Linked DNA regions of Homo sapiens: all the other regions are linked to region 1. Evidence: read pairs that join two places in POLR2A ChIA-PET (ENCODE). Cell type or tissue: Caco-2. All regions are shown on one strand.

Region 1 (5,000 bases):
GGGTTTCACCATGTTAGTCAGGCTGTTCTTGAACTCCTGAGCTCAAGTGATTGTGCTGCCTTGGCCTCCCAAAGTGCTGGGATTATAGGCATGAGCCACTGCATCCAGCCTCTACTATATATATATATATATATATATATATTTTTTTTTTTTTTTTAATTTCAGTTAGTTTTCACAAACGACAGAGCTCCAAGGTCATAATGTATTTCAGCCTTGTCTCTGAGAGTAGCAAAAGTAGTTCACACATATTGAAACAAAGCTATTCACAGCAGTTTAAATTATTTTAAAAAAACTTTAATTTTGAACAATTTTAAACCTACAGAAAAGATGAAAGGATAGTATAATAAACACCCACATACTTTTCACTTGGATTTATCCAGTTGCTAGTATTGTGCTATATTTGTGTTATATATATATATATGCTTATCATCTATTATCTATCTTCCTATTTATGCATGTCTTTTTTTCTTGCTGAAACCATTGAAAGTAAGTCCTAAACATCATAACGCTTCATCCTTAAAACACTCCAGCACGTATCTTTGAAGACCACAATACCTTTATCTTACCCATGAAATAAAAAATTGATGCAATATTATGTAAATCTGTAATACCCAAGTGTGTCCCCAAAATGTCCTATTGCTGTTCTAACTTAATATTTTCCCCTTAGCTATGACTTGCTCACCTCCCTTCCTCCTTGGTTTTCTCGGTACTGCCAGGAAAGGTGGGGCCAGTGAGAGTCAGCGTACTTTGGCACCACTCTCATCCCCTCTCAATTCCACAGCCTCAGCGGTTACCCAGTTTCTGCTTGAGAAGTTGCTCAATCTAGTGTTAGTTGTGGCTTGAATGAGTCCTCAGTCTTTCTTCAAATCACTAGTTTTTTAACTCAGGTATTTTTATCCCAGATATCAGTGTCTACTGGTTTAAATTTCGTTCTTTTTTTTTTTTTGAGATGGAGTCTTGCTCTGTTGCCCAGGCTTGCTCTGTTGCCCAGGAGTGCAATGGCGTGATCTTGGCTCACTGCAACCTCCACCTCCTGGACTCAAGCAATTCTCCTGCCTCAGTCTCCCAAGTAACTGGGATTACAGGCAGGTGCCACCACTCCCAGCTAATAATTTCCTTCTCTTATAAGCTTAGTTAACTTGTTTAGAAAACCTTGGGAACCTGAAGAAAACCCCAGGAACCTGGGCTACTCTAGCAAAAACTGATAGAAGCACCCATAGATTATGTTTTTGGCCTCATCAAATGTTTATATGTTTTCAATTTACTGTGCCAAACCACTTGAAGTCAAGATGTGAGTGGACAGTGAATTGATACCTCTCTACTATAAAAAGTCACAACATTTTGGGGTTCCTGCTCTAAGGATGATCTGAGAACCATCCTAGAAATCTTGCAGCATTTATCTCTGCTTGCATTTCATAAAAATTCCCCCAAATTACTTTAGGAGCTAGGACTTTGAGCCAATTTCACTTCTGATACCAGTCTGTATAGATGTAAAAAAGTAATGATGGCCTGGGCATGGTGGCTCACCTGTAATCCTAGCACTTTGAAAGGCCAAGGCTGGCCAATCACTTTGAGCTCAGGAGTTGGAGAACAGCCTGGGCAACATGGCAAAACCCGGTCTCTACAAAAACTGAAAAAATGAGCCGGATGTGGTGGCTTGCACCTGTAGTCTCAGCTACTTGGGAGGCTGAGGCTGGAGGATCGCTTGAGCTGGGAAGTAGAAGTTGCAATGAGCCAAGATTGTCCCACTGCACTCCAGCCTGGGCGACAGAGCGAGACCATTTCTTAAAAAAAAAAAAAAAAAAGCAATGATGGTATGATTAACTAAAAGACACCAACAGAGCCAAGCCAACAATACAAGTTTCTTTAATGTAGGTAAACACACAAGAATTTTAACAGCTTGAAAACATAGAGGACACAGCCGCATACTCAGATAGAGAGGTCAGCTTCCCTGCTCTGCAGGTTCCCCCCTGAGGTCAGATGACTTTTGCTGAATTTACCTGATGAGGGTTGAGATACCATCAGATCTTTCAAGAAGCTCTCTTGCCATTCTCTTAGAGTTTTTTTTAAAGCCTTGGTTCCCCTCTAGCACTGGAAATGGTAGCTATGTGTCTGCCTGCTCACTAAGTGCAAGTAATTGGTGATAACTCCAGCCCATTGCTGAATGTGAACTTGAGAAAAGAAGGCTGATTTTTCAGGCGTACCATCCCTCTTAAAACCCTAAGTTTTAAGTTGGTCAGAGGATAACCTTTGCAATGTAGACACTAGAATTTGTTCAAAAAGGGTGAATAGGATCTTTTTTAAAAAATGTAATATATAAAAACCTTTTAAATTATTAGATTGTCTCATTTTAAATGTTTTCCCCATTTTGTGGTTTTTAAAAATTATGGTAAAATATACGTAACGTAAAATTTACCATTTTCTACATTTTTAGGTGTACAGTTCACTGGCATTAAATACATTCATATTGTTGTGCAACCATCAGCACCATCCATCCAAAGAACTTTCATCGTCTCTAATTAAAACTCTTCTCTACCTGTTAAACAACTCCTCATTTCCCATTTCCCCAGCCCCTGGCAACTCTCATTCCATTTTCTATCTCTATGAGTTTGTCTACCCTATGTACCTTACATAAATGCAAATAACCTCTTAGTTAACGTGAAAATTAGTAAAAAGAGATGTGACTATATAGAAAAAACATGTAATTGTGTTTTTATGTGCAAATGCGACGACAGTGTGTGTGTGTGTGTATATATATATATATGCTATTTTGCAACTTCCTTCACTTAGCAATATAGTATTGTTATTTGTTATCTAATGCTGCATAACAAATTGCTCCAAACCTTGGTGGCTTAAAACAACATTTATTATCTCACAGTTTCTATGGATCAGGAATCTGGATGTGGCTTTGTTGGGGCTCCTGTTTCAGGATCTCTCAAAAGGCTGCAAGTCAAAATGTTGCCCAGCAGGAGGATTGCTTGAGCCCAGGAATTTAAGGCTGCAGTGAACTATGATCACACCACTGCATTCCAGCTTGGGTGATAGAGTGAAAGCCCAGCTCAAAAAAAAAAAAAACAGGCCGGTGGCTCACGCCTGTAATTCCAACACTTTGGGGAGGCTGAGGTGGGCAGATCACTTGAGGCCAGGATTTCGAGACCACCCTGGCCAACATGGAGAAACCCTGTCTCTACTAAAAATACAAAAATTAGGCCAGGCACGGTAGCTTATGCCTGTAATCTCAGCACTTTGGGAGGCTGAGGTGGGTGGATCACTTGAGGTCAGGAGTTTGAGATCAGCCTGGCCAACATGGTGAAACCCCGTCTCTACTAAAAATACAAATATTAGCAGGACGTGGTGGCATACACCTGGAATCCCAGCTACTCGGGAGGCTGAGGCATGAGAATCACTTGAACCTGGGAGGTGGAGGTTGCAGTGAGCTGAGATCGCACCACTGCACTCCAGCCTGGGCGACAGAGCGGGACTCAGTCTCAAAAAAAATAAATAAATAAAATAAAAATAAAAATTAGCCAGGCATGGTGGCAGGTGCCTGTAATCCCAGCTATTCAGGAGGCTGAGGCAGGAGAATCGCTTGAAACCCAGGAGGCGTACATTGCAGTGAGCAGAGATTGTGCCACTTTACTCCAGCCTGGGTGACAGAGTGAAACTGTCTCAAAAAAAAAAAAAAAAAAAAGAAAAGAAAAGAAAAGGAAAGGAAAAGAAAAAGTGTCGCCTGGGACTGCAGTAGACTCAGGCTTGCTCATGTTGTTGGCAGAATTCACCTTCTCCCAGGCCATTGGACCACGGAGTGCAGTTTTGCTCTGGCTGTCTGCTGGAGGCCACCCTCAGTTCCTTGCCACATGGACTTCTCCATAGGGCAGTTCACAACATGGCAGCTTGCTTCATCAGAAGGAACACAAGAGTCAGAGAGTGAGAGTAGAGTGAAAGTCAGTCTCTTATCATCTAATCTCAGAAGTGACTCTCTATCACTTTTGCCATATTCTACTTGTTAGACGCAAGTCACTAGGTCCAGCCCACACACACAAAAGATGATACAACGGTGTTAATATCGGAGGCAGGAATTGGGAGCCACTGTAGAAACTGCCTACCACAAATATCTTTCTGTTACCAGCATATATCTCAACTTCATCCTTTTTTTTTTTTTTTTGGTAATAGTTACTCTTTTTTTTTTTTTTTTTTTTTTTTTGAGAGAGGGTCTCTGCAGTACAGCGGCACACTCACAGCTCACTGCAGCCCCAACCTGCCAGGCTTAAGTGATCCTCCTAGCTCAGCTTCCCAAGTAAGTGAGACTACCGGCACATGCCACCAGGCCTGGCTAATATTTCTATTTTTTGTAGAGACAGGATCTCGCCATGTTGCCCAGGCTGTTCTTGAACTCCTGGACTCAAGCAATCCACCTGCCTTGGCCTCCCATAGTATTGTGATTACAGGTGTGAGCAACTATGCCCAGCCTACTCTATTTTGAGATAAATGTCTGCAACTTAAAAAATTTGTATAAAGATGAATATACCTCTGCATCATGGAGAAGACTGCAGAGAGCCTACTATCCTTAACCTCTTCCTTGAAGGATAAACATAAATTCATCAAGAAACAAAGTGGGGAAGGTATTCCAAGGAAAGAAAAAAGCACATGAAAATGGGTAAAAAATGGAAGGATGCATCATGGTGGGTGTAGAGAAACAGGAAATTTTTTCTTTTCTTTTTCTTTTTTTAGATGTGGATTCTTGCTCTGTTGCCCATGCTGGAGTGCAGTGGCATGATCATAGCTCGCTGCAGCCTTGATCTCCTGGGCTGAAGCTGGCCTCCTGCCTCAGCCTCCTGAGTAGCTGGGACTACAGGCACGTGCCCACATCCAGATAACTTTATTTTTTTGTAGAGACGGGATCTTGCTACGTTGCCCAGGCTAGCTTTAAACTCCTGACCTCAAGTGATCTGCCTGCCTTGGCCTCCCAAAGTGTTGAGATTACAGGTGTGTAAATCTCT
Region 2 (5,000 bases), 250 kb before region 1:
GAAAGCCAGAAAATAATAGAACAAAGGCCTCAAAATTCTGGAGGAAAATCATTTTCAACATAGAAGTCTATGCCTATTCAAGCTGTCAGTGAAGTGTGAGGATAGAAGAAAGACATTTTCAGACATGCAAGGCCTCAAATACTCACTTGCAGGCAGTCTTTTTCAGGAAGCTACTAGAAAATGTGCTCCACCAAAATAAAAATGTTTTAAAAAAGAAGAAATCAAGAAAGAAGAAAACATGGGATCCAGGTAGTCGGGGATGAACACACAGAAAGGAGGCAACTGAATTCCCACGGCATGGTCATAGGGATGTTGGGGACTGTAGCTTTGCAGGCCTAGGGAAAGGCCAATACAGATCTGAGCAACACACAGGGCTCAGGAACAACACACAGGAAGGAAGGAGAAAGAAAAGAGCAGGCGGGAGGAATAGACAGAATACTCAAGACAGGTCAGTGTATTGAGAGATTTTTCAGTGCTGTCGGAGTCTGGGGATTAATCAGTAATAGCCACTGAGCAGTAAACTAAGCAAACAAAACATGGGATGATTTTCAACTCCCAAAAGGAACAAAAATATGAATGAGAAAGGAAACATAAGTGAAGTACACCATGTGGTTCAGCAATCATGATAATGTGAACTCTGAAATTGGTTTAAAGGGTAATTTAACAGTGTTGAGAGGATGGTGCAGAGACAGGACTGACGGCGAGGTGTGTGAGAAAGCTAAATCTGCAAGTGTCATCACAAAAACTCAATAGTTAACACTTAAAACAGAAAAAAAAGAAAGAACAATAAAAGCGTGTTTAAAAAAAATGTGGATGTAAGTACTAGATTAAACACTTAATAGAGTTGAAAGTGGATGTGATGGTTAGTTTTATGAAGCAACTTGGCTGGGCCACGGTGCCCAGCTACCTGGTCAAACATTATTCTGGATGATTTTGTGAGGGTGCTTTTAAAATGAGATTAACATTTAAATTGGTGAACTTTGAGTAAAGCAGACTGCCTTCCATAATGTGGGTGGGCCTCATCCAATCTCTTGAAAGTCTCAGAGAACAAAGACTGACTTCCCCTAAGCAAGAAGGAATTCTGCCAACAGGCAGCCTCTGGTTTCGAGGGGCAACACGGGCTCTTTCCTGGGTCTCCAGCCTGCCCACCTACCATACAGATTGTGGACTTGCCAGCCTCCATAATCACATTAGCCAATTCCTTAAAATAGATACCTCTCTCTCCCTTGCCTTCTGTATACACACACACACACCCACTTGGTTGTTTCTCCAAGGCACCAGGTAGAAGATTTCAGGGTTTTGTTATGAACCTGGTTATAGTTTTCGATCTTCTAGACTATGTGTATTTGTTACCTTGCAGGAAAAAGATTGAATTTAAAAGACAACAAAAAAGAAAAAGATGATATGCTTTATAACCAAGTGGCCTTGGTTTAAATTCCATCCCTGCCTTTACTGGCTGTGACCCTCACATCTCTCTGAGCCTCAGTCTCCCCATGTGTCAGATGGGTCCTGGTGGGTCAGCAGGAGAGCTGAATAAACCGATGAATGTAGAATAAGGCTGGTGCAGAGTCGGTGCTGAATAACGGGTAAGTGTTTTCATGAGAAGATGCCTTTGCTTTCATCAGCTCTCCCTGGCAGGGGGCTCAGTGTTACTTTGATTTCGTCAGGATTATTGTTCCAATAAAATACACTGGCAGAAAAACTCATTCTCCTGGAAAGGAGTATGTGCCCTTTTAATATTTTATCCCTGATGTGCTTTATATGACAAATACAGTTCAGCGTTGTAATTAAAACTCCTTCCAGTGAAGCCGCCTTAGTCCACGAAGGGAGGTCAATTCCACCCCGTCCTTCTGCATCGATCTGCTGTGCCGGCCGCTTGCGCTGGGCTGCTGCCGTGGGCTCAGTGATTTCCTGCCCATCACTTGCTGTGCACAAATGAAATCATTTCAAATGACCTAATGTGCACCTCTGCCACTCAGAAAACTGAATGAAGAGGCAAAGAAGCAGCATCATGAGAGGTGCTGAGAGAACTGGTGCTCGTCGTGGCTGCATTTCTTGGGTGACTGAGTCGAAGAAAATATGAGGTTAGAAGGGCAATTGCAACCAAGGGATGGTGTTGTGCTGCTGTCAGGAAAACCTGTCTGCATTCCCTGGAGATGATGTTTGGTTTGCTTGTGAAGTTATCGGATTCTACCTTAAGAGTGGTCTTAATCTGGGGCATGTACTTCAGAAAGGTCTGCAAACTCTCTGAAATTGTCTGACTTGAGTGTGCAGTTATCTGGGAAGCAGTCTGCGTCTTCATTAGATTTTCAGAAGAACTTCTACCCTTTAAAATATGGAAAGGGCTGACAGCTTCTTGTCTGGGTTATCCTAGTATATAAGTATCTGGAGCTGAGATGTCAGTGCTTGGAATGGCCATGAGTTCTGGTCAATCCAATCTCCTAGAAGCCCAAGGCAGAAGGTGTCAGCCAGCCTCCTTTTGGTTTCTCTGGACTCCAACCACTCCATACTCTGTACGCTGGCTGTTCAGAACCATTGCATTATATTTGTAATTTCCATACTGCAAAACATGTCCTCAGGCCTTTAAGCATTTGTATATCCTGTTTCCACTGTCTGGTGTTCCCTCTCATCCATTGTGGACTTGAGAAAAATCTACTTACCCTTCAACACTCAGCCCAAGCTTCTCCTGTGCTGTGAACCCTCCTTGACCTCCACTCCAACCTCCATCTCCGCCAATAATCCCTGGCTGTTTTAACTCCATCCTTGTTTCTTTTCAGTTCCCAGGGCACCATGGCACACATCCTTTCATTAAAGCATCAAGCATATTGGTTGTTTTCTTTTCTGTCCTTTTCATTAAAATAAGAAGTCTGTAAGGGGAGATCTTTTTGTCTTTTTCATCTCTGAAAACAGTGAGAAATCCTATGCATCTCTCACTCTAGCTACTCAGAACTACTTATGATTCGCCAAATGCAATAAGCTCTCCATGCCTCCTTGCCCCTTTCTGTGCTGTTTGCCCTGAGCTGAACACTATACCTGGTACATAGAATGTGCTCAATTAAAGTGTTTGGAATGTTGGTTGTTAAAAGGATGGTTTGTTTCCTGAACTGTACAAAACCCTCCTAATCTCATTTCCTTGTCGTCCTTCTCAAAAGTGTTCTGAATGAGACATGACTTTTCAAAAGACAGTACATTAATTCCTGAAGTACTCTCTGTTGTTCATGATGGGAGACAGGAAGAGGTAGAAGGATTATAGAGACAAACCTCTCCAGCCCTCTTGCGGCAGCAGAGAAAGCAAGAATGAAAACAGGAGAATTAGCCTCTCGGGGAAATGTCCTTTAAAAGAAACAGCAAAGCAAATCAGACCAGATAGATTCCTGGATGTTTTGTTTTTTCCTGATGCAATTGGACAAAACAGCAGGTTTCTATCCTTGCTTCACTCACTGCACTGGGTCTTTATTTATTGCTGGCTTCCTGGGCATGTTTCTCTCTCCTCAAAAAAGAGATTTGCTGGAGGCTGGCTGCTTTCCCATTAAGGTCACCAGAGAGCAGTTGAACACTGGGAAATAGTAACTTCAGCAAAATGTCGGGGAAGATTTAGTGAAAATGAACTCCACATCGTGCCCCTCCGTAAGGAGCAGAGCTGGCCAAGACCACACGTGGTGTCGGGTGCTGGATCGCAAAGGCAAGGGCAGGCTGCACCAGTCCTGGAAGATCAAGTCCTCTGGTCAAGAAATAGGCTCCTGGGAGCCTCACCAAGTGAGAGAGGCCTGCGGCAGTGACAGTCCATCTTGTGACCATCCCTATAACCAGCTCCCCAGCAACAGCAGGAGCCCCAGCCATTTCTGTTTGCACCCCAGAAATTACTCACAAAACCCAACTGTGATTTATTCAGTGATGGAACAGGAGCAATGGCAATTTGCAACGTGGAGCCTAATCTGAAATAGACTCAGCTCTGCATAAGCAATTCCTCTGAAATATACTTTCCCTTTGTCTGGAAAGCCAGACCTTCCACCTCAGAACCTTCCATTTTCAAAGGGACTTTTAAATCCTTACGCCGGGAATATCCATGTGTCACAGAGGTCTTAGGCCACAGATAGACTAGACTACCCCTCTGGACAGTTCATCCCTAAGGTAGACATCCAGAAAAGGAATTTAAATTTAAAGGACCAGGAGAAATCTAAGTTCCTGCTAAGGTGCCCAGAAATCAAGCTGGTAACCGAATTTTCCCGCCACATATATGGCTCCACATGGTACATCCAAATGCATAGATTCATATTAGATAAATCCAAGCCAATTCCCTCCTTCATATTTAGGAAGAAGTTGTGACACACAACTCACTGTCTCTTGGCCAGCCTATCACACAGCTCCCTGAGTGTTTCCCCAGCAGCAAGTAATTGACCAGGTAATTGATGCCTCTTCTTCCTGTGGGACTGAATGAGACTAGATGTGTGAGCTGGAGCAAGTCCCTCTCTGGACGTCATTTTCCTCCTCCACACAGTAAGTGGCACTTGTGGTTCCCAAGGGCACTTTCAACCCACTGACATTGTGAGTATTGCCTATCTGACTAGGAGAAAATTTAGGTTTCCAACAACTTTCTTCCTTCTAGGTTTTAATAAAATAATGACTTTATTGGTTTTATTAAAATGATACAAATAAATTCATATAAATAGAAGAGTAACCAAAGCAAGTTTTAAAAAAAAAATTTTAAATATCATTATCTAGAAGTAACCACAATTAATATGAAACATCATTCTATATGTCTCCTTATGCATATATCCAGATGCAAAGGTGGATAGATGGATAGAGCTAATTTTTAAAAAACTGGATAATAGTCTATATGTTATTTTTGGCAAATATATCAAATTTAATATTATTTTGAGCTTAATATGAAAAAGAAATTGAAGTAAAACTGAAAATATTCTATCACAAGAAAGAGGTAGTGACAGACGTAGTGGCAAAATTTGTTCACAAATTCATTACCACTCCTTCAACTGAGAGGT
Region 3 (5,000 bases), 420 kb before region 1:
GAACAAAACACTCTTCTGGATCCCCTGATGAGCTGCACAATTTCAGTGTTTATTTTCTGTCCCAAGAAACAATGTAACCATGCTTCCCTCTGGCGGTGCAAGGATCATGAGTTCAAATCTTGGCTTTATTATTTCTGTTTGGGTGACAATGGGTAAGTCACCTAACCTCAAACCTTCGTTTGTTTATTTACATATGGGGGATGACCATAAGTGTTGTGGTGAGGATGAAACATGGCAAAGCAGGTTGTGCCCTTGGCAGCTAGCAGGAGCTCAATAAGTAATGACCAGCGCATCCCAGTAAATGGGGATCAGAAAGGAGATGGAAGGGAGGGAGCTGAGTGCCAGCATAGGAATGTGGCTCATGGGAAAAAGAGGAGGAAGGGTTGTTGATGGGGCCTCCCCTGTGGCAGAAACCTCCTAGAGGACATTCCCCACGGGCTTGAAGAGAGGCCTGACTCTTTGATATTTAAGGAAAGAGTGGGGATGTCTGGAAATTCTGCCCAGTGGCTTATCACTGTGGGGTTTCGGCCTCTGCTGTGGAGACCACACTCCCGGAGAATGGGTAGCTCTGTTCTGTGAAAGCATGAGAGCCAAGAACTTCTCCATGGGAGAAGCTGAGAATTACAGGATTCTAGAGATGGTTTAATACTGAGGAAAATGCAGCCCAGAGATGGAAAGTCACTTTTTCAAGGTCACACAGAAAACACATGGCATAGCCAAGACAAGAAATAAAAAATGAATAATAATGTCCAACAACCAGTCAGAACAGATGACCTGGACTGAAGGGGAAGGTCAGGCCTGGGAGTGGTACAGAAGTGACACATGGGCTAAGCCAGCAGGAAGGGCACCAGAGGAATAGGGCTCAGCAAGCTGCTCTGTGACAGTGCTGTCCTGGGTGGCTGTGTACTCTGTTTCATTTACTACATATAATAACAATAGGACTAGAAGCCATTATTAATCCCCATCTTGCTGATGTCAAACCTGAGGCACAGTTTAGATAATGTCCCAAGGTTTTAAAGCTAGAAAGTAAGGAAGCTAGAATGCAATTCAGGTTGGGTTGACAATAAAGCCTGCACTCCTTCTGCACAACTCTGCTCATTTCCAAGCCAGAGGCTATTCTACCATTTAAGGCCTCCCTTCCTCCCTGCATACCCTCAGTCCAGGCTCTCTGGAAGTATATGGAACACTTCATCACCCCTAAAACACACACACACACAAATGCATGCCCACGCACATACACATGCATGCACACACACACTCTATCCTAGTCCAAAAACAACACACATGCACACACACACACGCATACTCTAAACTAGTAGGGACCTGGTAAGGCAGGAAGATGGCCGAATCCATTAGCATTACCAAGCACAGCACATATTTATGGCCCCAGTTACAGCCTTTGTCTCCTGCCACAGTGAAGGAGAGGGAATAGCGACAGGAATAGTTGTGTGCGGTGGGGTCTGAGTCCTCTGTAGCAATAACTACAAGATTAGAGATGTTAGCAAACCCGGGTGACGGCAGCTCTATTATAATGATAAATCTACAGCTTTATTTAGAAATAATGAGACTGGGGGCAGAAGATGCTAGGAGGGAAGAGCATGGTGATCTTAGCCAATTGAAGCTCTGGTTGGAGAGACAGTGGCAAACCTCTGGGAATGCCCAGGAGACTATCAGGGGCCCTTGGGCAAGCCAGGCAGAAGGAGAGATGGGGGAAACAGCAGGGCAGTGCTTCCCAGGGCTGGAATGGGTGCAGTGAACTCCCAAAATTTCCATCCTAGGCCTGAGTTTCTTAATTCCATGCAATGCACGAGGCCTCCGACTGCCCTGCAGGCCCGGTTTGCTCTGGCTCTCCAGCCAGTGGGGCATGTTAGCTGCTGTGCTGCCCAGACTTCCCTCTGGAACAATCTGGGCTGGGGAGGTGAGTGTCCCTTGAGGCTTAAGATTTGCAATTAACAAAGAGCTAGACTCCTCGGATGTGTACCTCCCCTCCACTAGCCTTGAGCTCAGGGTTCTGTGGCTGTGAGAAAACAATGCAAATGTTTCAGGCTTTGGTACTTCAAGTCAAGCACCAGGGTGGGGGTGGGAACAAGGGACCTGCCTGGTGCCACCTGCCAGGGCCGAATCCGACTCTCCTGCACAAACTCAAGGAGCAACACAGGCAGCATTCACATCACTTTGGTGAGCACAGAGCAACCTCCAAGTCCCCTTTCTCACGGTGCCTTTCCTTCTGCTCAGCATGCGGGTCACAGGCTCTCTGCTTTGGTCCAGACTACCTGATCGGGCTGGTTACCCCAGACACAAACCATCCCATTCACCTCTGAACACATGCACAGGCTGGGTCTCTCCCCACCAAGCCTGGCTCTAAGCCATTTTCTAAATACTACTTGAGCTGCTTCTCCTCCAAGAAGCCTTCCCAGGTTAACCCCATTCAATTCCAACTGCTTCTTTAATAGTCTTTTCCTTGGGTACCCATATATAGTTTTAATTGAATTAAGTAAGCCACTGGTCATTTAACAAGAAAGTACTGGGTTCTTACACTCAGCCCTGAGGGAAAATACAAGAGAAAGTCAAATGTGGGTCACAAGCCATTCCTGAGCCATTGGGAGGACTTTACAAGATAGAATATGACTCAGGATATAACTCGGGGATACAGAGAACACACGGGAGAGGCAGCTGCTGTGAGACCAGGAGGCCACATGGAGGATGACGGCAGGTAGGCTCTGAAAGGTGGATTGGTTTGCACCAGGCAGAGAGGTGGGAACAGATCTGCCTGACATGGAGAACCTTGTTGGCAAAGGCAAGAGGCAGAAATGTCAGGTGTTTTTCAGAAGCTGCCAGATTCCTGAGCTCAGGTCCAAAGGGCAGCTCTGGGAATGGAATCAGACACATGGGAGAGATGGGAGCTGGCTGTTGGCTGCGCTCATCTCATCAGTACTGTCCCCCATTGTGCTGGTATGGGAATTCATATATGCTTAGTGCTCTGTCATTCCTGGTGACTGTGATGACTTGGGTCTCCTTGGCCCCCAAATAATTAAAATTTGACAGCACCACATATAGGTACAAGCATCAGCCTTCTCGCACCTCTTCCCCCTCTTTTGCTTGAGTCCTTACCTGGCAGGGTGATGAGCCTGCTCCTGAGAACTCTACCTGCTGGTGGGGCTGTGGGTTGGAGGGTGGCAGGGGACTCACTTGAGAAGGAACATCCAGCTCAGACAGACGGTAAGACAGGCTGTCTGAGCATGGGTGGGGCTCTGCAGCTTGGGAAACTCCTGCACCTGGACTCCCTCTGCAACTGGCTGGAATGCTCCCCCTTCCTCTTGTCCTGTCGAGTTATTTATAACTGTCCTTCCCCACCTGATTTAGTTCTCCTCATCAAGGAGACCTTCACCAGCTGTCCTAACTCTAAGGATCCTGCAACCATACCCAGAGGATCGTATTTGCTGCTTTGCACTACCAGCTACTGCATGGACTTTTCCTGTCTCTGTAATTACATGACAAGTTTCTGTGGGTCAAAGAAGCTGTTTTCTACCCCAGCCCCACCCTCAACCCCATGCCTGGCACAGTGTTCTTAGGAGGAGGAGATGGAGGAGGGCTATAATGATACTAGTTGAGGATGATGAGGATGATGGTGATTTGTCCTATGCTCTTTGGTTGATCTGCCCTTTTCAGAAGCCAGGTGGGGGAAGTGGGGATGGGACAAGGGCAGGACAGCCACGGGGTTCTTGGATATGGAAAGGTGCATCCAGGTGAGGAGTGTGCTTGGGCACAGACTGCCTGCCCCAGGCATGAGGCTTCCATTCATGCCTGGAGCCAAAGACACCAGATGGTGGGCTCTGGCAAGGAGCAAAGGAGGCTCCTAGAAGGGCTGGGCTGAGCTCTGCTTCCTGCAGCCCCTGGCCCTCACCCCTCTCCCTGGGTGGCAACCTCACTGTGAGGAGGACTGAGCTGCTTTTCTCTACCTGTCCAGTTACCATAATGAAGCCACAGCCTAAGGAGACCACAGGGAAGAGCTGCACCAAATGTAAACTTCAGAGTGATTTATGGAGTGGAGCGCTCGGGCCTGGGGCTGCCACAGAGCTGCTGTTCCAATCCGCCCTGTCTGCTCGCCCCGTCTGCCTGCTGGCCAGCCGGCTACTTATGTTCTTCTTAGGGATGACATTTCAGGAAAGCAAAGGTGGGGGAGGTACTGAGCCATTGGGCTGGACTGGTCAAAGTCAGCACAAGCTATGAGAATGGCGTGTCCCCCAGACCCTTCCTGGGGTGTAAGCAGAGCCCACTAAGCTTTCTCTCTTTGAACAAAACAAGATTTATGCCCTTTGCACACCAGAGCAGGGCTGATTTTCCCAGCCCCTCTCTTCACAGGCTCAACACAGAGATATTGAGTATTGACTATCCAAGCGGGAGTCTGCAGACAGAGTGGGGTTGCCCCTCCTCAGAGATATAGTGGAGGAAATATCCAGGTTGCCCCTCAACCTGTTAGCACTCAAGAGAGCAGATGCAAGGCCACTGGAGCTTGGAGGGAATGCCCCCACTGAGCTCTCAGCTGCCTGGGGGTGCTTAGAGAGAGGACACTAGCTATACCTGCAGGATGCAGCTACACAGCTTCCTCAACCCAGGGGACTGGAGCGAAGGGCTATGCCAGACCGAAGGGCTCCAGATGTGTCCTCTCCAGTTCTCTGTGCCAAACCTGTGCTCCCTTCTCTTAAAAGCCAACTTGAGCCCCAGCTCCTTGAAACCTTCCCTGATTAATTCCAGCTGGTTGCAAACAGCCCAGCACCCACCTCCTGTGTAGGTGTTAGTCAGGTCTCCTTTTGGGCTGGCCTCCCCCATCTCCCATACCTGACTGGGAAAACAATGCCCAAGCAAAGGGACTCTGCTGTGTGTCGTCATTCGTGCTGTTCATTACATATGTCCAGCTCTCCTTCTGGGCACTCGGTAGGATTACTTTGCCCCTTCTCCCTTGATATTAGGAGTTACCGCGTGTCTTGTTCTAATGGGAG

What was found. ChIA-PET counts read pairs that join two places held together with the same protein. Peaks named below come from ENCODE experiments on the same cell type or tissue, not always from the same donor. Only the 100,000 strongest peaks of a DNase experiment are listed, where the experiment ranks them.
Region 2: POLR2A ChIA-PET joins it to region 1 with 5 read pairs; 3 of 35 experiments call an interaction of 5 or more read pairs at or near these places.
Region 3: POLR2A ChIA-PET joins it to region 1 with 5 read pairs; 2 of 35 experiments call an interaction of 5 or more read pairs at or near these places.

What each region holds. Positions count from the first base shown.
Region 1 is chr1:114,548,568-114,553,567 of GRCh38, forward strand. No RefSeq gene overlaps it. Among named protein-coding and RNA genes, the nearest start is that of BCAS2, 31 kb to the right of the region's middle. In Caco-2, no CTCF peak of the experiment used is centred here; a DNase peak (open chromatin) is centred at 2,994.
Region 2 is chr1:114,296,262-114,301,261 of GRCh38, forward strand. No RefSeq gene overlaps it. Among named protein-coding and RNA genes, the nearest start is that of SYT6, 140 kb to the left of the region's middle. In Caco-2, no CTCF peak of the experiment used is centred here; no DNase peak of the experiment used is centred here.
Region 3 is chr1:114,131,903-114,136,902 of GRCh38, forward strand. All of the region lies in intron 3 of SYT6 (synaptotagmin 6), which reads right to left. Among named protein-coding and RNA genes, the nearest start is that of SYT6, 19 kb to the right of the region's middle. In Caco-2, no CTCF peak of the experiment used is centred here; no DNase peak of the experiment used is centred here.